3 separate regions of the Mus musculus genome follow, and all the other regions are linked to region 1. The links are chromatin loops, found by intact Hi-C in ENCODE. Cell type or tissue: heart. All regions are shown on one strand.

What was found. Peaks named below come from ENCODE experiments on the same cell type or tissue, not always from the same donor. Only the 100,000 strongest peaks of a DNase experiment are listed, where the experiment ranks them.
Region 2: a loop joins it to region 1, with 5 times the contacts of the local background. A loop is called at or near these places in 12 of 42 quality-filtered maps.
Region 3: a loop joins it to region 1, with 2.4 times the contacts of the local background. A loop is called at or near these places in 2 of 42 quality-filtered maps.

The regions. Positions count from the first base shown.
Region 1 is chr16:21,636,604-21,644,603 of GRCm38, reverse strand. Vps8 (VPS8 CORVET complex subunit) reads right to left here. Exons shown (of 47, transcript NM_001285893.1): 46 at 3,845-3,925; 47 at 1-483. The coding sequence ends at 334. Among named protein-coding and RNA genes, the nearest start is that of 2510009E07Rik, 54 kb to the left of the region's middle. In heart, CTCF peaks have their summits at 2,139 and 3,717; DNase peaks (open chromatin) are centred at 323, 1,433, 2,483, 7,143 and 2 weaker places; H3K4me3 peaks cover 564 bases; H3K27ac peaks cover 2,569 bases.
Region 2 is chr16:21,690,041-21,698,040 of GRCm38, reverse strand. 2510009E07Rik (RIKEN cDNA 2510009E07 gene) reads left to right here and starts at 3,376. Exons shown (of 2, transcript NM_001001881.2): 1 at 3,376-3,825. The coding sequence starts at 3,636. In heart, no CTCF peak of the experiment used is centred here; DNase peaks (open chromatin) are centred at 2,640, 3,350 and 3,820; H3K4me3 peaks cover 2,984 bases; H3K27ac peaks cover 2,259 bases.
Region 3 is chr16:21,494,379-21,502,378 of GRCm38, reverse strand. It overlaps Vps8 (VPS8 CORVET complex subunit), which reads right to left. Exons shown (of 47, transcript NM_001285893.1): 21 at 6,453-6,499; 22 at 1,969-2,191. Among named protein-coding and RNA genes, the nearest start is that of Vps8, 75 kb to the right of the region's middle. In heart, CTCF peaks have their summits at 3,459 and 4,618; no DNase peak of the experiment used is centred here; H3K27ac peaks cover 3,333 bases.

The DNA of each region.
Region 1 (8,000 bases):
CCAGCAGACATGCCTGCTTCCGGGGCTGCTGCTCTTCCCAGGCCGACCTTTGCTCTTCACAGTCGATGGGCTCCCCACGCCCCTTGCTACATCGAATGTGGCTGGGTAAACACCATTTCCTAAAGGGCTGGGTAGAACTAGGTAATATTCTGAGCGAAATGAAACCGGCCCATCTGCGGTCTGACCTGTAACAGGGAGAGTGCACTGAGAGGGGAGGGTTGCAGGGCGGCTCCAGGGCTGCCTTGGGCCTCTGTGCAGGAGTGTGGGAGGCAGAGGCTGAGCCTGCGCAGAGGGTCCTTCCTGCCTCCTGCAGCTTGGGCTTCCAGGGAGGCCTCAGTCTTCAGCCACAGGCGGAGGCGCGAGCTGCAGCTGGAAGTTCTCCTTCTGGAAGACGCTGTTGAAAGCAGGCCCACTCTGGGGGCCAGCAAACGGCCTGCAGCTGTCGCCACCTCGGTTCTGGGAGAGCTCCGTAAGGAGAGCCAACTGTGGAGAAGAGGGTACATGTGAGGGGTGAGGGCACCATCCTGTGTGGGGACAAAGGCGGAGAGAGGGCAGTGAAAAGCCCTGTGTTTGGGTCCTGAGGCCATGTCTTATGAAAGGGGTGTGCTCCTGGGCACAAGAAGAGGCTGCCTGGGTGGGGTCTCCTCCAGGCACTGCTGCCCTCCCTGTGTGCTGGCACACCTCTGTCCTCAGCACAACTCCCATATGTTTCTCTTTGGAGCGTCCAGGACAGAATTATTGCTGGCACTCTCTTTGGCAGGCTGGCCAGCTGGCCACCAATTTAGTTTGGGCTCCAGAATAGCACCCACAGATCCCATCTCTCCTCCAAACTCGCCCTCCCTCCCTGCAGCTGTATACACTAACCAATGGCTTCCACAGTACCCTTGTCTGTCAGTGGTTTGTTAGTTCTGCCATTCCTGCCAGCCCACTGAGAAGCCAGGCTGTATACCCTCACCCAGCTGGCTTTCTGCAAGTCAGAGCCTGGCAGCCGGGTGTCAGATGCCCTCAACAATCAGAGATGAGTGCATATCCAGGAGCCGAGACCTCTGGACTGCTAAGTGACAACACTCAAACTCTAACTTGAGGGGAAACTCAGGGCCAAGATGCAACTGGAGCAGTGGATGGGACCTGAAGACAGAGCGTGGTGCCTCACTGTTACCCTTCACAGGATGGCGACGAATGCCTTCTGTTGGGTGATGTAGCAAGTGAACCTTCAAGTGCCGCAGGGGGACTGTGTGCATCTGTCTCCTGGCAGAAGTCAGTCCCTGGAACATCTGCAGGCCACAGGCTTTTGAGGGCGATATTCACAGAATCCTGGGCAGTGACTCACTCTGGGCCACTTGGCTATCAGTGATAGGGTAGGATTCAAACTCAGTCCCATGCGGCAATCCCTGTTCAGTCAAGCTGCCTGTGGTCTTACCTCTGGAGGTTACACGCCCATCGTCTCTGCCCTGCTTGCCTGCTCTAACTTCTCTCTGTTCTCATCTCTGGCAAGGAGCCTCCCATCACATGAGCAGTAATGGTGCAGAGCTCTTTTGCCAGTTCGCTGACAGCAGAACCAGTGGCTACAATACTTGGGGAGCCAGCCAAGTCCTCTAAGCTCTAAGTCCAGTTTATCAGAACTAACCCAGCCCTTGGTCCTGGCTCAGCAACACAACCATAGTCTAACACACACTCACTGTCACCATCAGCCTCAGCTGTCCTCCTGAGACAACTGGTCACCTGGGCAGGGTGATCCACAACTGAAGAACTGCCTCCATCAGACTGGCCTGTGGGTAGGTCTGGGGGTGCATTTCCTCTTTTGCTAATCTAACCGGCAGGTCTAGCCAACTGTACCTGGTGCTACCCGCAGGCAGGTGGGCCTGGGCTACAGAAGGGAGGCAGAGGAAACCAGAAAGCAGCACTCTCTATAATCTCGGCTTCAGGTCCTGCCTGTAGGTTCCTGCCCTGAGTCCCCTGACAGAGGACTGCAATCTGTAGGCTGTAACAAACCCTTTCCTCCCCAGTTGCTTTTGGTCATGGTGTTTGTCATGGTGTGCATGCTTACACTCTGACCGTGAGCCTCCTGCCTGAGGTGGCATGTGAGGGAGGCTGGCTCACACCAAGGGCCAGGGCTTCCAAGGATACCCTGCAGGGGTCAGCTTCCACTTCCTACCTCTGTAATCCAATCATCCTGTGACTGGTCTGTGAGGAGATCATGCCCAAGGCTTCCAACAGAACACGTGATGGTGCTATACTCAAGGGGTGTGCACATTCTGACACTAAGGCAGAAAGACCAAGCACAAACCATGGCTCCTACTTCTTAAGTCTTAAGTACTTCCTCCTGTAACTTAGTGACTAGGAAACACAGACGCTGAGTCAGGCTGTGAATGTGAAGTAGATGGTGACTCTCACTCTAGTTCCTGGCCAGAACTTGGCAAACAGGAAGAGACGAGGTGACACCAGTCAGTTCACTTAAACTGCAGGGTCTTATTTAGGACATTGTGGAAGTTTCCAGAGGAACTTCTGTCCGGGTCAACAGTTCAAGAGGAAGTGCTGGTTTCCCTCAGTGTCTGCTTCAGTGAGATCAGGGCTGCCAAGCCCAGAGATAGCTGGAACTAGACAAGCTCAGAAAACTACTGGGCTGGGGGGTTCTGGGTGTGCCCTGGAGTGGAGGTGCTGAAAAGTTCTCGTTCCCACCCTTGAGGGGCTGAGAGCCAGCATGGCCCTTGCAGAAGGGAAGGGACAGGAAGGGAGTGCAGCAGCCAGACCGGCATGGCCTCTATGGGCATGAGAAACTCTCACTCAGAGCACAGGCAGTCTGGAGGGGAAACGTCTAGGGGTCCAAACAAGATGCTCCCTGGACCTCCTCAGGATGAGGGGTGAGCACAGGATGCTGCCAGGCCTGTGCTCTCGATGACTGGATGGGACATGATCCATTCTTGATGGGCAAGGAAGGGCAGGCTGTGAGCCCAGGGGTGCACTTGAGTCTGCCATGGATGTCTATGCAGTACTGGTTGCTAGTAACCTCAGAGTCTGCACCCTTCTCCCACACATTTAAAGACGTGTAATCCCCCAGTCTACATTACAGATAGCTAGGTGGTCATAGATCTGAGGCTTGGCAGCCTCAAACATACACGATGGCCCTGAAGGAGGATACTGGCTTCTGGCTCGCTCTCTGTGGAGACAGGCCAGACTGGGCTTGTGTGTTCTCACAGCCTCGGGGAGGTCGGTAACCTTGTAGACAAGGGAAGAGGTATACATAGCTTCCAGGCATTGTTCCTGACCAGTGGACTAGCCTTGTCTTCCTTTTTCTCTGCTTGCTGGCTGCCATGCAGAAGCAGTGTTCAAAGCTGGAGCACCAATGCTGAGCTAGGTGGGTGTCAGCCTCAAGCTGGAAGAGACCTGGAGGTTCAGGGTCATGTCCTGGCTTCCTGCATTTACAACTTCCTCCTTGTTCAAGCCACTGCTGCTTAATATTGGTCTTTCATGGCCCAAAAAATTCAACTCATGCAGATGTGGAGGGGGGGGCTGGCTGTAGGGCAGGCTTGGCAGTCTCAGATATACAGGATGGCCTTCTGAAGGAGGAAATAGGCTTCCGGCTTGCTCTCTGTGGAGACAGGGCAGACATGGGCCTTCTGTGTGCTCACAACCCCAGGGTGTTGGGGGGTAGGTAAGTAATAAATGCCTCTCTACTGCCCTTTCACCACATGCTGATGCTGTTGGGGCCAGGACCCGTGGGCCATGTGGTCAGAACAAGTATGACAGGCACCTTCAAAGCTAAGCTGGATGCAGGACTCTAGGACACACTGCCTTCCCCAAACAGTGAATTCCAAATCGGAAACATCAATCCCACAAACATTACCCTAGAACTTCCTCTGTAGAGACGGCAGAGCTGATCAAAGGCTTGCATTTGCTGTGGGTCCAGAACAGGTTCTGAGTTTGCCTAGGAAATAAAAGAATGATCCGATTGATTAACAATGACATGCCTGTCCCTGGGCAGCCTCTGACCTTCCTCACATAGATGAAGCAAGACGCAGCAGCAGTTCCCTCATGTGTCTGAAGACGATTGTGCCCTGGCAACTGGGGGCTTCGTTTGAGCATTTGGAAGATCCGGCCTTGGCCTCCTGAAGGCCTGCTTGGATGCTCCTCCCAGCTGGATCCTCTATCTCTGGACCCTTTCCCTATCATTATCTCTACATCTCCCTCCTCAAGGGCTTCTGAGAAGAGGACCTTTGTCCATCCGCTCTTGTACACCCATATCCATCACTTGATGTGGCTCTCACAGATACCCCTTCTTTGCCATGTCCTTGTTCATTATAACTTTGGCCGAAAGACCTGTCTTCAGATGCTTGAAGAAGGGTCCCTGAAGTGTTGCCCCATCCCCTCTTGCCCCCATGGAGGATCCTGTCAGTGCTGTAGTGAATCTTGCTATCTGAACACTAGCTCTCATACCACATGACCTTGGAGAGTCCTTTCATTCCCCTGACCTTGGAGATGACCCTCAGGAGGTCACTGATCATTGGTTAAAGCCTCCCACCAGAGAAGCTGGGTTATGCCAGCTGCTGTAACTGCACCTTTGAGACACCACTGGTTAGAGGTTTGTGTCAGGTTTGTGTTCTATGCAAAGGCTAGTTAAAAACTGTCTGTCCTTGCCTTGCACTATGAACCTCTTGGGCAGAAAGGGAAAGTGTTTCTCAGACACACACTGCACATGGGTGACCGGAAGGGCTTTGGTGCTGAAGCACGTGGTGTTCACACATAAGCTAGAGGGTAAGACCTGGGACCTAGCACAGATACAACTCCAAGTTACTGAGCGAAGACAGAGCGAGCCCTAGCTGTTGTGTGTCCCCTGGGGGCCATCTCACCAAGTCCTCAAAAGCACTCTAGAAGAAAGGTCCTGGCATGCTGGGCAGTGGTGGCACATGCCTTTAATCCCAGCACTTGGGAGGCAGAGGCAGGTGGATCTCTGAGTTTGAGGCCAGCCTGGTCTACAGAGTGAGTTCTAGGACAGCCAGGGCTACACAGAGAAACCCTGTCTTGAAAAATAAAAAAAATAAAACAAAACAAAAAAAGAAAGGTCCTGGCTGATTAATTTTTCCACCAAGAAGGATATTTATTGCAATTAATTAATTAGGGGTGTGTGTGGATGCCATTGTGCCTGAATGGAGGTCAGAGGACAACTTAAAGGAGTCAGTCTTCTACGATGTGAGTCCTAAGGATGGAAGCCAGCTTTGGGAGCTTTGGTCGAGGTAGCCTTTACTGAGGCATCTTGATGACCCTGATGTGAACTTTAGATAGTATGACATTCAGAACCTTTTTTTAAAAAAAATATTTATTTATTTATTATATGTAAGTACACTGTAGTTGTCTTCTGACACTCCAGAAGAGGGTGTCAGATCTCACTACAGATGGTTATGAGCCACCATGTGGTTGCTGGAAATTGAACTCAGGACCTTTGGAAGAGCAGTCAGTGCTCTTAACTGCTGAGCCATCTCTCCAGCCCCGACATCCAGAACTTTTAAGAGATTTGTAAGTTGTATTTGTCTTCTTGAAATGGCTCTGCTTCTTTCCCTTAACATTTTCACCACTCTCAGGAAACAGCTGAGTCAGGCTAGGAAGGGAAACAGTGCTCGCTGCCTGCCTTACTAGCCTGGCCCACAGGTACCACGGCTGTTTTCCAGCGGGAGGAAAAGGAAGTTTGAAGCTCCGGAAAGAAGCAGCCGAGAGAAGAGGGCTCACAGCTCCTGGGTTTCCAGGGTCCCAAACATGATGTCACAGCTGGTCTAGGATATGGCTACCTCAGTTCTTGATGCACTTGACAACATGGCGGGCTGAGGCGGCTCTGAAGGCCTCTTGGGCACCCTCTCATGGGGCTACACTCATTTCACTGGTTCTTGCCAGAGAAGGAGGAGGAACCCACCACAACCTGAGTGTTAAAGCTGCCTTGACTCTTTCTAAGAACCGCTGGCCTCAATACTAATTGGTAGGAAACATGACACTGGAAAAAGTATGTGTCACACTTCTGCAGACTTTATAAGACACCGAAGAGCCGGGTGTGGTGGCGCACACCTTTAATCCCAGCACTCATGAGGCAGAGGCAGGCGAATTTCAGAGTTCGAGACCAGCCTGGTCTACAAAGTGAATTCCAGGACAGCCAGGGCTATACAGAGAAACCCTGTCTCGAAAAAACAAAACAACAACAACAACAAAAAAAAAACCAAAACAAAAACAAAAAAATAAAGATGCTGAAGGAGGTTCTAAGATCAGGTCTGATGAATACACCACGCCAGGCTCAAACCAAAGCTCACGAGGGACGGACACACCGTCACTGTTAAGACACAACCCCTGGGAGCCATGACCCAGCAGATCCTGTTAGTGCCACAGGCTGGGTTAGAGTGCAGAGGGGTTGGGGCAGGGGTACTTGTCCTGAACTGACCACTCTACAGTCCTACCACATCCCATACAAAGCACTAGTTCTGATGTGGCTAGGTGCTCTGGTTTCATTTCTGTTACTGTGACAAATAGCTTGACAAAAGCTACTTAGAGCAGAAATATTAGGTTTACAATCCAAATTCCAGTCCATTTCTTCAGTTAAGTCAAGGCAGGAAGCAGTCAGGGGCAGAGAACGTAAACATGTCATCCTTACTTGCTCAAAACTAGCCTTTTCTTTTCAGGAACCCCTGTTGGCGGTGGGGGTTAGGGAAAGTGTGGGGTTAGGGGAATGGAGTAGTCCACAGTGGGCAGGGCCCTTCGACATCCATTAACAATGAAGACATCCCTCTACAGACGTGCCAAAAGGCTAACCTGATTGTGATTAATTCTTCATTAAGACCCTGAGTGGTATCAAGCTGAAAATTAACACTAACTACCACAGCAGAGTTCAGTAAGGAGAGTTCAACAGGAAGCAAACTGAACAGAAGGGCCTGGCGAAACACTGGGGAAGGAAGGCCACTTAAAAAGATTGCAGACACAGGCAGAAGACACCAGAGGCACACGGCCTCAGTGGCGCCACTACGATGAGCAAGTACGTGGTAAGAATCAGGATACGTAGAGAAGCAGAAGGAGCCTCAAGCCACAAGCAGGAGATCTGGCCCCAGTGGTGGGTGTACAGGACAGCCAGGCCCAACTCCACATCTACGCCATCTGTGAACTGTGCCAATCCTGCAGATCCAAAGCTGCAGGATCTTCGTGACACAGGACAACAACAGGATGTCTGAGAGGAGCCCCGGTGAGGACCCAGGATTGATAATGTAACGGAAGCCAGAGCTTCCAATGACTCATTGCAATGAACATTGGCAAGCAAAGAAGTGTGGACAAAGGGTGTACTGTGTAACACACAGTGATACTGCGGCTTCCACAATTAGATTTTTTTATTTTTTTAACTTTATTTAATTTTTGTTTTTATTTATGGGAGAGGTTGCAAGGGCAGAGAGTGGATATGGAGGGATGGGAGATGAGTGGGATTGGGGTGCATGATGGGAAATTCACAAAGAAGCATTTAATAAAAAATGACTTTCATAGGTCAAATTAACAGATGGCAGAGCAATGAGAACAAGAAAAGCTGTTCCCTTATAGGAGACCCCTGTCATTGACCTGGAAGGGATATTAAGCCATGCATCCAATCTCAGGAGACTATGTCGAGTCTATGAGATATCTGACAGAAAGTGATGGCAGAGACACAAGGCTGTTGCTGATGGCGCTGTCCACTTCTGAACATTACTGAGATTCCCCAGACCCCGTAATTAGAAAACCTGTGTTTGACACTGGGATCTCTTAAGTTTTCTTACTAATTGTCTTCCCCTTCCTTCCTCCCTCCCTCCCTCCCTCCCTCCCTCCCTCCCTCCCTCCCTCCCTCCCTCCCTCCCTCCCTCTTCCATTCCCCCCCTCCACTTCAACTAGGTCTCACTGTGAAGCCAACACTGGCCCACATTAGGCCCACCTCTGTCTCCTGAGCAGCCACGTTCAGTGTGTGCCAGGCTGGGTTAGACTTGTTTAGACTAAAGGTCTGCTGCCAGAGA
Region 2 (8,000 bases), 53 kb before region 1:
TCAGGAAGAAGGAAATGGCACACTTTGGTTCAGAAATAAAGCAATAAATAAAACAGGACAGCGGGGCCTTGGAGCCTCGAGAGGGGGTTCTTTTTGAGCAGTTGTTAGAGAGCAATCTCTTCACAGTATCCTAGAGGGAGGCTGGGAGGAAGATGGTCTGTGGTTGGTACCTTTGAGATGCTATAAGAGGAAGGCCTGTGCTGGTCAGTATCTGTCAATTTCACCCAAGCTCAGGTCATCCATCCCTCAGGAAGAGGGACCCTCAACTGAGAAAATGCCTCCATCAGATTGACTGTGTGATTAATGAATGAAGAGGACAGGGCCCCTCTGGGCAAGTGGTTCTGGGTAGTAGAAGAAACCAGACTGAGCAAGCCAGTACCAAGTGTTCCTCCCAGGTGATGTTTTAGTTCCTGTCATAAATTCCTTCTGTGAGGATCTATAACATGGAAGCTTAAGATATAGTAAACCCAGCTGGGTGTGGTGGTGCACGCCTTTAATCCCAGCACTCGGGAGGCAGAGGCAGGCGGATTTCTGAGTTTGAGGCCGGCCTGGTCTACAGAGTAAGTTCCAGGACAACCAGGGCTATACAGAGAAACCTTGTCTCGAAAAACCAAAAAAAAAAAAAAAAAAAAAAAAAAAAAAAAAAAAAAAAAAAAAAAGATATAGTAAACCCTTTCTACCCCAAGTTTCTTCTGGCCAGTGTTTTATTAGAGTAGGAGAAAGCCAACTAGGGAAGGGACTAATACTGAGCATGAGCAGTGAGCGAGGTACAGGGGCAAGTGGCACGGGGAGGGGCACTGCCTCTGAGTCTAAAGAGGCTGTTCTTTAGACCCTGGAGCAGATGATGAGCCGGATGTGCTAATGGCCTTGCTGCACAGATTCCCTCCTTCCCTCCTCGTAGGCACCTCCCAGTTCAGCCGCACTGCATTTGGAAACTGTTGCCCCCTGCCATAGCCGTGATTGCTTTGATACAACTAGAAGACAGATTGCTGAGTGCTTATTTATAACCGTGATGCATGGTTGCTTGGTTTGGTTAAGTAACCAAAACCTGTTTTGTAAAGACGCGGTTTGTAAGTGTCTAGAGGGTTGCTGTGCAAAGACAGCTTACATTAATAATAGACAAACAGGCACAGGGTGACAGAAACTAAATATCCAGCCATTCACATTTGAACCTAAAGGTTCTAACCGTAGCATTAAACCACGTAGGCAAGTCACGGCCACTCTGAAGAATGATCTTTGATTATTGAGTGTCTGGCATCTTAGGTCTTTGGATCATGTACAGCTTGGCTATGAACAGTCCCATTACACTAAAAAACCCTGCATCAGTATGCTTCCTAATTAGTGTGATCATCTATACTAAAAGCAAATTGGGTTACTTGTATATATGATATGGCTGGCACTAAGAGGGAGTTTATAGGTTGAAGGAGAAAGATGGATTAGAACAGATGTTTATGGAGAGTGAGTCAGCTGTTAAGACCTGGGTTCAATTCCCAGCATGGATGTGACAGCTCACAACTGTCTGTAACTATAAGATCTGACACTCTTACAAACATACATGTAGGCAAAACACCAATGCACATAAAATAAAAATAAATTAATTTTAAAAATTGGTTGGTTGGGCTAGAGCAATGAATGGCTCAGTGGTTAAGAGCACTGGCTGCTCTTCCAGAGGACCCCGGTTCAATTCCCAGCGCTTGAATGGCGGCTAACAACCAGCTGTATGTAACTCTAGTCCCACGGAATCTGATGCACTCCTCGGCCCTGGAGGGCGCTGCTTACAGGTGGTGCACAAAAATACATGCAAGTGAAACACCCATACACACAAGATAATAAAATGTAGAAAAATGGTTTGATAAATCTCAATTCTGTGGTGTAGGTTCCTTTGGTTTTCCTTTGCTGAAGTCATTCTGAGGTGGACATACAGCAGGGCTGCAGGGACGCTGAGCCAGCCGTGAGCTGCTTTGGGACTTAAGTGGGTGGGCACCTGGGAGATAGGTGAAGCATGGCACCTTGTGTTTACCTCAGTTCAATGTTAGGTTAACGGGGAGCCAGAATTTGTCACTTAGATGGGACAGTTGTTGAAATCAGCCGTTGCCATCTGAGTTTACCTCAATCCCTGACACATGAAGATTTCACAGAGTCAGACATATGCAAATTAGATTTCCCTTCCTAAGCCAAGGTTAAATAAAAGGGAAAATTATGAAAGGGTGCTTATGGCAGCAAAGAGTTTTGAGGACTTGAGGATGAATTTCGTTTAAAACCAGGATAGAGCTCATTGCCAAACAGGAAGGGGATAAAGGGAAGGGAAAGGAGATCTGGGGAAAGCACGGTCCAGCCCAGCATTTGTGCTGAGAGGCTCTGTTGCGGACCCTCTGCGATTACAGGCATTTTCCTGGGCCCGGTGTAGCATTTGGCAAGGAAGCAGAGGGAAGGCGTTCCTCCTTTCGGTGTTTTAGACTGGGCACTGGCCCGCGTGGTAGGGGAAGCACTGCTCCCGTAAACGAAAGATTCATTTTTCTCTTCTCTGGTTCAGTCTGGGATGGAAGACCCATTTGAAACAAGTTGTGGCCAGCAGGGCGGTCTAACAAGCAGACTGGGGGAGGTGGGAGAGGGACCTGCAGCCTAGGCAGCCACACCCATTGGCTAGGCTGGGCCACATGTCAGTCTGTGTACCCATGTCCGACCGTGTCAACTCCACACATGTAATCCATGCATAAATTTACTACGCCATTCCAGCCCACCATACCGCCACACACGCAGTTCAACTGATGCAGTTAATCACGCTAGGGCGTCCACACTCACAACACACACACACACACACACACACACACACACACACACACACACACTCACACACGACTATACGACTGGCGTGTAATGTCTATGGCCACACAGACACTGCAAGCCACTCAGTGCATCCCCACACCCTACACGTATCAAGACAGAAACCTAACAGATTCTCCCACCCTGACTGCCCAAAGCCCCGCACCCAGGACTAGTTCCGGGAGGCTGGCACAGGGAAGAACCCGCGAGGTCATCGCCCGCTGCCATCCGGCGGCTCCAGGACAGCCCGGGCGAGTGTGTGCCCAGCAGGACGCCACGGCGCGACGGGGAGGGAGTGCTAAGGACCAGGCTAGACCCTGTGCCTAAAGGCTGCGGGAGAAGGCCGGACTGTAGCCGGAGGTACGCCCTCCCAACCCGAGGGCGTAGGGGATGTGTGCTGACTGTCCTATGGGCATGTGGGACCCGCTGGCCGGGGGCAGAGGCGACGCGCGCAACGCCACCGCGAGGGGATGGGCTCGCAGAGGGGCGCGGCGGTCTAAGTGTGCGCGTGCGCGTGCAGGCGTGGCGGCCCGAGTGGGGAGGAGGGAGCAGGGAGGACGACAGAGAGAGACGGGAGGAGGGAGCAAAGAGGAGGGAGGAGAGGAGAGGAGAAAGAAGGGAGGAGGGAGCAGGGCGCAGAAGGGAGCAGGGCGCGGGGAGGCAGCAGGCCTGGCCGGGTCGCTGCTCCCTCCCCGGGCGGCTCCTCGGCAGCGGGTGTTCGCCGCGCCTCCAGCCCGCAACCCACCCTCGCCCTGCCCGGCCCGCGCCTCTGCCCTGTCCTAGGCTCCCGGCCCGGCTCTTCAACCGGAGAGATGAGTGCGGCCACGGCGCCCGAGCGCGGCTGGAAGAGCGAGAAAGTGGACGAGGCGCAGGCCCTGGCGCGGAGCTGCGCCGCCCGCAGACCCGACTTCCAGCCGTGCGACGGGCTGTCCATCTGTGCCACGCACAGCCACGGCAAGTGCTTCAAGCTGCACTGGTGCTGTCACCTGGGATGGTGTCACTGTAAGTGGAGCCGCGTCGGCCTGCTGTCGCCCGCCTGCGGCCGGGTGCTACCCGGACGACGGGAGGAAATCCCGGGGGAACCTAGCTGTAGTCACAAAAGGGAACCTTCCTACCCACAGGAGCCTGGGGCTGGCTTTCTTTGCCGTTCTTTTAGATACTTGCTCAGAGCCGCCAGAGCGGACGCGCGCCAGCAGGGTAGCCCTTTCAGCGGTGGGGGGTGGGCACGGACATACCCCTTTCACTTTCTTGCCTGTTCTTTCTGGCTGCTGTTGAACAGAAAGAACCCTAGGTCCTAGCGATTCCCATTTATTTAATGTATCCAGATCGAGAAAGAACCAAAGTATGAAGAATGGCTTCTAAGAAGTTAAAAGGAACAGTTTGAAGAGCAAACTCCTTCGACACCCAGTTACAGCGTTTGAGCCAAGCCAGGACTAGTCTAGTCCTAGGCCAGTTGTATTTATCCTGAGAGTTTTAAATAGATTAAACTTAAGTAGCCATTTAATCAGCATTCCACAATTTGATTACTTCATGGCATTTAGCTTAATCCGACTGCTGAATCATTTCTTTTTAGAAACATTCTGAAGTCGGTTTCCATATAATCTTAGATTTGGAGGGCTTTGCCGTGCTTAAGACACATTTTCCAAGTGATCTTCAATCAAACTTTTCCCCCCTGTTATTTAGGAGGATATGGTTTACAAGGAGAGCTACAATATGTAACAAATCTTTATTTGCTTTTAATTGAGAATATTTGAATGTCTTAGTTGAGTTTATAAATTAAAGGATAGAAAATCCTTGCTTTTCCTTATAAATTCAAGGTACCTGGAGAGCGAATATTGATTTTGTTGTTCCTCTGCTGATGAGGACAAACAGGATGTTCTTGCTTCTCGCTGAAAGTGTGGCTTCAGAGTAGGAAATATGAGAGCTAAAGTGTACCTGTTGGATGAATTTAATGGCAGTCTACCTCCTGCAGAAGTCCTGTTCTTACTGTGGGATGCGGATGCGGAGGAGTTAAGATGGCCCCAGTCATTGCCTTTCTTACTTCCCTCTCCAGGTAGAGTTGACTTCTGGGAAGCTTGCGTCTAGTCAGACAGATTGTTCCTCATTAATGAACCTTGATTCTCACAATGTCTTCCTTACAAGGAGATGAAAACGAACTTACCACATTCCTTCATCTGTTCTTACCTTATGAAGTCGAGTGTGTTTTCGGGTGGGTACATGGGTGTGTGCACTCGCATATGAGCCATGACTCACGTGCGGAGGTCAGAGGACAACTTTGTGTAATTTGGGGAACCTATCTTAGGTCATCAGGCTCATGGGGCAAATGCCTTCAACTCACGAAAACGTATTGTTATGTCTCTTCCTACTGTATCTTATACAACAGTCTAATGTTTCAGCCAAATTATGGCTGCCTCAACTCTTTGGATATGCATATTTAAATATACTAAGAATTTCTTGCATATGGGCCATTCTTTCTCTGAATCCCTGGCTATTCTTGAGGGAAGTAGGTTTTCCAAAACAGGTTTGAACTTGGCATGCATTGAGTGGCTGAGGAGAGATGTCCACCATTTTTCCACTGAGACTGTTGTTTTGTCCTGCTTCTGAGCTGCCATTGCCTTCTGTCCTTCCGCTTACAGGATAGCACCCGTGTACCTAACTATCTGGGTGGTTTTGTTCTGAACACATGTGCTGGGGGTAGGTGAGAAGCCCCTGAGTTCTGGGCTGGTCAGTGTGGAGCAAGACACCGCCTCTCATCTTTGAGGTGCTGCTCTGCCCTAGCCCTTCCTATACTTCATCACACCAGGCTAGCTGCTGCCCCCTCAAGCTGAGCTTGCTGTCTGCTAAAGCCACTAAGTAGGCTTTAAAAACTGTGGCAATTGATCCACGCCTTGCCCTTCTCAAAGCTGCATGTGTGGCTTTGGAGACAAGCACTGATCCCTTAGGGACGTCTTCCTGTTACCTTTTATTTGAGCGAGAACAGGTCCGTTTTTCTAAGTCTTATGATTTTAGTCTTGGCTCTTTTATTGGGTGTGCATTGGTTCTGTCTGTTTTCATGTGTATGTTATTCCTCCTGCATTCATGTCATTGTGCCTGTAGTAAACATCCCTCTCTTCACTCTAGTTATTGATAAAGTGTAATGTGACAGGAGAAGGCACCAGAGTCCTGAAGTCTGCCGATGGCCCTGCCCTAGAAGCTGATGGAAGTCATTAAGGAGCACTTGTAAAGGCTGGTTGCCTCATGCACGGTTTTCCATCTTGTGTTGTCATGTCCCTCTGGGTAAATGGCCAACTATAATGCTGCAGTCCCACTAACACAGGGATTGCTGCTGCCTCTTGATCTGTGCTCCGATTATGCGCAATCCTCTTTAAAAAAAAAAGGAATTAGATTGAGCTCAGATAACTCAGATTGGTTTCACAATGTTTTCTCTTTTCTTCTCTAAGAGACCAGAGACTGATTTTAAATAATCTAAATTTAGGAAAGGACTGCCAAATCAGCTAGTTCTTTCTGATCTCTCTCTCTCTCTCTCTGGTATCTGAGGGTATATACATGTATGTAATATCTGTACATAGTATCTGTGTTTACATATGTGTACATGTGTGCATATATGTGTGTGCAGTGTCCATATGTATGTGTAATATATATGTGCATAGTGTGTGCTTGTATGTGAGTGAGGGTATGTGTGTGTAGTGTCTTTTGTGTGTGTGTACATCTGTGTGGATGTGCGATTGTGTATGTGTGGTGCCTCTGTGTATACATATATGTACATAATATTTATGTCTGTACATATCTGTGTGTTGGTGTGTGAGTGAGGGTACGTGTGAGTCCCTATGTCTGTCTCCACTTTCTACCTTGTTTGGGTCAGAGTCTCTGTCATCTGCAGACTGGCTGGTCGGTAGGAATACTAAGGCTGCAGCCACAGGCATCCACACTTGGCTTTGTGGTCTGCAGATCTGAACTTAGGACTTCTCGCTTGCATGGCAAGAACTTTGCTTGCTGAGCCGTGTTCTCAGACCTTCATCTTTCTTGCTGTGCCAAGCTCCCACTCCTTCTCCATGCTTCTTGCACTGGCAGTGGTTCAGGGGTCTCATTCATGAGCAGATGTGGCACTCAAAGCTGCCAGGTGTGCTATTTCTGTCTCCTAACTTGGTCGGGTACCAATTCTTAACACCTTTTTACCAAAATACATTTTTTAAAAAAACTTGAGTAGAATTGGTTAATGTATTTGAGAACCTTATTTTCTGGCAAGATTCTTTTTAATCTGTTGTATAGAGCTTATATATTTTCTCTTCATGAGATGTTACAGAAATAGAATACAATATGAAGAAAGCTTCGTCTAGGACCTAGCAAAATCAAGTAACTTCCCCACAGGCATATAGCTAGTTAGCAATAGAGCTTGTACCTGGATCCAGATGTGCCTGATGCTGGAATAGTGACTCAAAACCAAAACAGAGGGATCTAAAGTTAGTGAGCGGAACCAACAGTTCTTAGGTCCCTTAGAGACAGTGATGGGGAAAGTGTCACTTACAGTGATAATCCAGAGGCATGAGAGCTGTAAAGAGGTCACTGGATTTGGAGAATGAGATTCAAGCGAGGGGTTATGAAAGAGAAAGTGAAGGGAAGGTGTCAGGCAGGGTTGAGTGGGTGTGCACGATGTGATGTAGGTGCCACCAGCAGAACCGAGAGTTGGCTTCATAAAGTCACACAATAGATGAGCTCCGTTTTCATGCAGAACAAATCTCAGCAGTGTCTGTTCCTTTCAGGTTGAAAGCAGTCAGAGTGGCACTTGATGGCACCTAAGATGGTATTAGCATATCTAAAGAAAGACTGTCTAGGAGAGGGATGGAGACAGAGAGACTGAGCTGGAAGTGTTTTTCAGGACCCTGCCTAATGGGTGGTAAGCCTGGTGTTCTAGCAAGGCTATCTGAAATCTGAAACACTTAGATAGTTTAATTCCTATGTATTTGTTTCCTATACAGAGATAAAGAGCTGATTAGAGAATTCTGCTGTTAAAACTTCAGGGCAGATCTGCTTTGTTGGTAAGTTAGCATTGTAGTCTTTGTTAGTCTAGTGTTCTCTTTCCCCACTTCTCTAGGAATCTCAAATAGTTGCTTTTTCATGTCCTCAGGCAATGCCCAGCTGCTTCTCCTGAAGGATAGCTCTGTCATACTTGTTACTGT
Region 3 (8,000 bases), 140 kb after region 1:
CAGGCTGCGCATCTTCATATGTGCAGGGAGGGAATGGGGCTAGGTCTAGCCTGTGTATGTGGTTCAGTCTCTGAGAGTTCAGGAGTCCAGGTGAGTTGACTCTGTTGGTCTTCCTGAGTTCCTATCTCAATTCCCCCCCACCCCCCCCACACACACACCATCTTCCATAAGATTTCTTTACAGCACACGGATACTCTACCTCTGCTCATCAGGTTCCAGGTCTGCTTGCCCCTCCTGTCATTTTAACACTCAAGGCAGGTTCTCTTTTTTCCCCCTTTACACTGGCTTTTACCTAAAACAATCCTACCCTCTAAAATGCTGGCACTATTGATTTCTCTCTCTGCACCCGTATGTCTTGTCTATTTCTTTTCTTCCTTGAGAGGGTCTCATGCATCTCAGACTGGCCTGAAAGAGTTGTTGAGCCTCTAATCCTCCTGGCTTTGCCCCCACAACCCCAAACACTGACTGGGCCAACAGACATGCACCACCATTCTCAGTTCTGATGTCTTTTGTCATTCAGAAAGGTTTTCTATAGTTAGCCAGTCTCAGGCAGCCTATCTCTCTACTATATTGCTGGTTTTGATTTTTAACATAATACTTTTTTTCAAATATTCACTGGCTTTTTTACCTCTCTGCTTATTGCCAAACTTTTCTCTCTTATCTTATGAAGAGACACTTGAAGAGCAGGATAGCTGCAGCATCCTCAGATCCTGTCACTGAACAAGTACTGCTGGAGGGAATTAACACATGCTGAACATGACAGTAAGTACACACACACACACACACACACACACACACACACACACACTTGGATCTAAGCAAGGTCCTTACTCACTCAACTGAAAGCAACCTGGATAAGTTATCAGGATGTAATACAAATGGAAACAGTGACCCAGACAAGGTTTTCATCATGTAGTGTGACTAGGAATAAGGAGGCTGGAGGCTCTGGGGTAGGAGGTACTGACACAGAGATGAGAAACTGAGGGGACTTTGTGTTGTTTTAATGTGGAAAAGATCAGAGCACATTTACATTGTATTTAGGAAAAGCTGAAAATATTAGGAAGAAATAAAAATTTCTCAGATGTGACCACCATATTAATGCAGATTAATAACATAGTCTCAAAATACTAGCCTGTTGTCAGACTACACCAAATTACCCACATACCAGAAAGGCATGTGCTCAGAGGACTGGGCTTTACCTCGGATGCTCACCGACATTAGGAATATATTGTGGTATTCTCAAGGCTTTCATTCTGTGGGCTCTGCAACCTTCTCAAAAGGGTTTGGTTCTCCCAAGACATGTGAAAGCCAGGCATACCTTAAACTCTTGGAGTATCACACTCACTAGGTAGTTTAATATGATTAAAGAATTAAATACCATCAGTCACAACTACCTAAACCCAGATATATTACCAACCACAGGTGCCTGAACCTCAGATATAGCATCAGCCACAGCTGCCTGAGCTCAGACATACCCTCAGCCGCAGCTGCTGAGGCCCGCACACCATCATCCGCAGTTTTCGGCTTATTCTAAGAAGCCCTGTGATTTGCCTCTCACAACAGCCTCTACATTTCAAAACTCTACTCTGCTCCATGTACTAGCTGTTTTTTAAATGGCGTCATTCTTTAAATGTAAACATGGTCTATTATTAATGAGTAGGTATCCATGGTTGAAAAACAGCCTTCCAGATGAAGGCCATGTTACTGAATGCACTGAGTGAGGACCAGGCAAAAAGCATTTCCTGGGTGATCCAACAATAAGCAGCCATGAGCTCTGGAGAAGGTCCAAGAAGCAGAAGACACACTCTCTGGCTCGGGAGCATTTACTACCTGGGTTTGACTTACACAAGCGCCTAAGAAGTACATTATTATAAAAAGGCTCACTAACTGGGTCTGAAGAAGGCAGACAGAGAGGCCTTGGGTCAATGACGGTGGAGTGCCTCCTCTGTGGGCAGACGCTCAGCTTACCTGCTGAATGTCGAGGCTGGTGATGTCCATGTGGACAATGAGGGCTTCCACATTCTCCAGCAGTTTTTTATCTTGGAAATGAACAATTAAGTCCTTCATGACCTGGGGAGTAATCCCCACCAGTTTATCACTTAAGATATATGGCTCAAGGCACTCCAAAAACACGCCTTTTGCGACGGAATTTTCACTTAATTTGTCGTACATTTGACCAAATAGAAGATCCCTATAACAGAAAGAAAAAAAAAAGCAGTTTTAGGACTATTCCAAATACCGATTAAACTTAGTCTAAGTATGTCACATCTTTTCCAGACTTCAGTTTACATCAGCTTAACAAAAACACTAGCAATGTTTGCCCTGAAGTTTACATTGCCATACTGCACACAGTCAATCTTCCCAACAATTTTACACATAAGAAGTCCTGCCAGACACGGTGGTGCATTCCAGCAACCTAACACTCAGAAAGCTGAGCCCAGGCGAGTATGAGCTCAAGGCCATAAAACAGACCACACAGGACCAGCAAGATGACCCAGTAGGGAAGGGAGCGTGCCAGCAAGCATGCCAGCCTGAGTCTGATCTCAGGTCCCACGGGGTAGAGAGCAGAATGATTCTGACCCTCGGGCCAAACGAAGTTGACAAAGCTCAGCTCCTTGCTAAAACCACACTGGGATTATCAGTGAGAATCTGAACCCAGCTCTCTGGCTCACATCCTGTGTGCGATTCTTAGGGCAACTGCTTCTTAAAGCAGTAAGTAGGTAAAGGGCAGACACCATGAAGTAGGGCAGAAGTATCAAAGGACCACGCGCCCTTCCCCCACTCCTGCCACCGACATTCCCAGTGACCTCAGGCTCCATGAGCTCTGATCCTTCACTTTCCCAGGAAAGCTACAAGTTCAGCAAACAGCACGGATGTTAACAGACAAGACACGTCTGCAACAGAGGAAGGGCAACACGCAGTAGTGGTAAGGCTAAGGCAAGTCCACCCAGAGGCTAGCACCAAAGAGCAAGAAAAATCAGACTCAGCAACTCCTATCTGTCTCACTACTTCAAAATTAAAAGGAAGCAAAATTCTACAGCATGAGCTCAGTATTCTGGGAGAAAATGTGTTACGCATCGGGAAAGGAAGACAAGAGGAAGGTACACCCTGTTTCTGTATTTACGCTTTATGCTCCAGGGTACTGATATGTTTCCTAGAAGGACTAACTTCAGCCTTGCCCTGCACTATTTTTGGCTTTACCTCCTGTAACATGAAGTCTGCTGAATAAGAGATGAGGTCATTCGAAAGAGCTCAGTGTTACTAATGCTCTATTAATAGGGATATTTTGGAGAGCTTATTTTTTTTGCTGCAAACAGAAAAAAAAAGGCTAAACTCACACATTGTTTTATAACTTCTTAAAATGTGAAGAACTTAGCTGACAATAACTGCAGACTCTGAGAGGAGAGGGCACTGTCTATCTGAGACTTGCCAATCTGTACTAAGACAAAGCTGAATATCCGAGGACTACGTCCTGTCCACTTGGGCTACTGAGGTACTGCAGGCTCAGAATGCCACGCAACTGAGTCGTTTAGGCTTAATCGCTTCAGATACGAACCATGGTGATAGAAACTCAATGTGACTAGCACCATTACAGTTTACTAAAATATAATCCAAATACTGCACCGTTTTTACAGTTTAAAAGTATGATTACTTCACATGGCCTCTAGACCACTGCAAAATAAAACTGGCATTAAGTCTAGTAAAAATGATATTTGCATTGTGTGCAATTTGCTCCTAAGGGGAATCTCAATGGGAGGCATCCTTTTCAAATTGGGGAAATGAAGAAGAACGATTAAGTGTAGAGCAAACAGAAACACAAGGGTACACCAGTTTTAGGAGAAAGATACAGAAAGAGAAGTTACATACATTTAATAATTCTCTGCTCAAGGAAGCCCAAACTACTGACCACTGTAAACCTGTCTATGGCAACTCTAAACTGTTCTAAGACCTCTACCATTTAAGATTGATTTCCCTTAAGTATTTAATTAAACATTTCATATCCATAGCTAACACTTTAACAAATGGAAAAGACCTAGCCTGGGAGTAAAGATGAGTGTTGACCAAACAGCTTATTCCATCCTCCCCTAACACAGGACCACAGACAGGGTCTCAACAGTCCGATGGAAAAGAGAGCCAGACAGGAAAAAGTCAAATCTAGAACAACTCAAATCTAGAACAAAAGATGGGAGGAGGGGGCTGCAGGGGGACAAAGGATCCGAAACCTGCAACACTTCAGGCACTGGCACTGTGGTGGTGATGCTGCCCTGGCTCTCCTGTGGTTGCTGGAACTGAAAAAGCAGACATGGGACCAGGAAAGAAAGACAAAGACATGGAATTGTCATCAAAGCTGGACCAACACAATCTAGTGTTCAAACTTGGGAAAGAAAACTGAGAGATGAGAAAACTGTAGTATTCACATCACAGACCAGTGGTGGAGGAGTTTGTGTGCAGGAAGAGGAGGGGTGGAGGCAGCTACAACAAGCACTAAAGTACACTGTGGCTCAGGTACTCCTCTCTGGAATTCCCAACAACAAATACCATTCCCCAGCACAGCCAAGAAGGAGACTAGTGAGGAGGAACTGGTGAAAACAGAGGAGAGAAAACAGGCCCCCATGTGGACAAAAGCTGGAAGAGAGTCCGTCTTCCGCTCCATGTTCTGGCTCAATGAGAAGTCCCTTCTCCTAGCCCAACTGACAGACTGGAGAATAATTTTCTTTTGAAATCATACATATAAGAAATGCTTACCAAACGAGAGAGAGAGAGAGAGAGAGAGATTGATATTGAGAGAGAAGTGTGTACCTAGAGAACACTTCTGAGAATAACATGAAATGTTTCTGACAGATTTTGTTTTCCCCACACTGTCCTTCAGTTTACAACTGCTGGGGTCACTTTAACCCTGTGTCACTGTGAGAACTCTCAGAACCCCAGACTGTGAGCACAAGTCTCCTTGCTCCTTCAGTCACCCAGTGAGTGATAGAGAGACACTTTGCACCAAGTACCACACTTCTTTAGTATGAGAGGCATGCCCCACTGTGATGAGAATTTTCTCAATGTGAAGAGTTAACTGGACTGCAGTACTTCATACCATTAGGAAGCCACTATACCTACATCTCCTGTCCTGAAAACAAAGCTAGCACTGCCTCTCTGAAAATGAGTCAAAATATATACACATAAGACTACTAAGGCTATTGTGAAAACTAAAACATAACGTTGAGGAAGTGAGTGTGAAAATGGGGGGACGATAATCAGGAAAAGACGGCCGAGGATCCACACAAGCATCGTGAAGAAACTTCTCCTCCAGCACTAACTTATAAAGAGGACAAAGTGCAGCACAACACTGTCAACAGCACCCTGCTGCGATACAGTGACTGTCATCAACAACACCCTACTGCGATACAGTGCCTGTCACTAATGATAGCTGGGGGCAAACAACTGGCCCTTGATAACCTTCACTTATACTTCCACAGCGTGATCTGACCTTTTAGGAACTGGTTCTCAAAGACATACATATTCATAACTCAAGTGAGTGCAGTTAGGGTTTTAGCTGTGCATGAATTCTATACTCACACACGACCTTTACTATTTGGAGAGTGATCTTAGCTAATAACGGCTAAGACCACAGACACAGAAGCTGGACTCCCGAGCTGTGTAACCCACCTTTGCCCTGTATAAATTTGACAAGTTTCTTAGTCACCTGCTGTCTAGGGAATGTCACCTGTGAAATGAAAATGAGTAATGCTATACATGTTAATAAGGTGCGACAACAATTAAGAGACAAAGGACCTAGAGGTGCTTGGCTCTTACAATGAGTGTCAAAGCCCGGGGATTGGCACATGTTGGAAATTTATAAAGTTAATACTTAAACCTATAAAATGTAATCTAGAGTTTTATACTGACTTTGTTTTTAAATTAAAAGGCTCTGGGAGAAAAAACCTAAAGATGAATTAGCAAAATGAACCTAGTGAATGGTATGAAATACTGCAGGGTGATGGTCCATAAAAGTCACCTCCATCACCCTGTGACAAGTGCCCCTCCATTACTGTCGCACACAAGCACGCACCAGTGATAAACCACAAGCTTCTGTGTGTGAAAAGCTGTGAAGTGAAACAACTTAACATCATATGAAAATACATTCGAGAGTCAAGTCTGTGCAAATTAAGAAAAATTCTAGTTATGTTTATAGAAGTCCTGTAGTGCTGTGAATATGCCTGGCCCAGGGAGTGGCACTATTAGGAGGTGTGGCCTTGTTGGAGGAAGTGTGTGACACTATGGGCGTGGCTTTAAGACCCTCATCCTAGCTCCCTGTAAGCAAGATGTTGTCCTTATAAGAGTTGCCTTGGTCATGGTGTCTGTTCACAGCAGTAAAACCTTAACTAAGACAATTCCTAAGCAAGGCACTTCCTGTGAAGCAAGGGCTTCCTGTCTGAAGCAGGCAGGCACCGAATACTCACTTTCGCTGGAGCAGAAGGCAGTAGTCCACTATGACTGGCACCGTATCCTGGAAGAGAATGTAGGAGAGCATCAGCTCGGCCCTGACCCACAGCCCGCTGAGGAAAGCAGAGTTCAGCTTCAGATCTGGGTGACTGCTGAGATAATGCAACTCCTGAGCACGCTGTTGGTAAGCAAGCTGGCCCTCTCCCAGAAGTCTTAGGGGTAAACACTTTGGCCCAATAATGTCCATTCTGGAAATTTATCACAAATATATTAGGGGAGGGGGGCCTTTTTTTTAAGGTTTTATTTTTGTTTTACATGCATGGGTGTTTTACCTACATGGCTATCTTTGCAAGTGTTTTGCATGCAGCCCACAGAGGCCAGAAGATGACACTGGACTCATTAGAGCTGAAGATACAGACAGATGCGAGCTTCAATGTCAGTTCTAGGAATCAAATCTGGGTCCCCTGGAAAAGTAGCCACTGTCTTTAATTGCTGAGTCATCTCTCTATGAGGGGTCATGGGAGTTAAATCTATTTTAGAGATTTAGGTGTCTGGGCAGGCTAGGTAACAGGGTGGAAGCTCCTAGAAATGCTGGGGAGAGATACCATTTAAAATACACAGATGGGGTGGGACACTTCTCAGGAGTTAAGTGTATACTGTGCCCTGCCCTGCCCGGGGAGCCTCAGCCTACAGTGGTCCATGGAGGCAAATGGAGTAGGGATGGGGGAGGGGCAGTGTGGAAGCCCTATGAGCATGGAAGGTAACAACACACCACGACTTTAGCTGGGGTGAGTCAAGGCCTATATAGTTTTAGGGAAGCCACAGCGGACGAAGGTCATCAGCTGAAGGCTGAGGCACTGAGATGCCTCCTTAGCACGGGGAGAAACTCCAGGAATCTCAGGCGCTTCCCCATCAGGGTCTTCTCAGGAGAAAGGAAGCTGATCCAGTAATCTAACCAAGGCCACGCGTGTGTCATTCTGAAGGTAGAGGTATGAGAGGGGAGGGGTGGGTGACGGGGTTTTGAACTCCCTAGACAAGGTCAGAGAAGGAGAAGCCCTGTTGGCAAAGGAAGTCTGCATTTTTGTGCCAAGCTCAGAAGGACAATGGTAGAGACTTTCGACACTGCTTTTTCAGAGGAGCCAAGATTAACTCCCATGGGGCTAGAGGGATGGCTCAGTGGTTAAGAGTACCAAATGCTCTTCCAAAGGTCCTGAGTTCAAATCCCAGCAACCATATGGTGGCTTACAACCATCTGTAACAAGATCTGATGCCCTCTTCTGGAGTGTCTGAAGACAGCTACAGTGTACTTACATGTAATAAATAAATAAATCTTTAAAAAAAAAAAGATTAACTCCCAGGACATACATTAGGTGGCCTAAACCCTGTCTGTCACTCTAGTTCCTGGGGAGTCAACCCTTCTGCCTACACACACCTATACTCTCGAGTGCGAGCACACACACACATCCACACATACATATCATTAAAAATAAAAATAATATATCTTTTAAAAATTAGATAGGAAAAGCACACAGCTGGGCTCTCACAAAATAAAGGGCAGAGTGTAA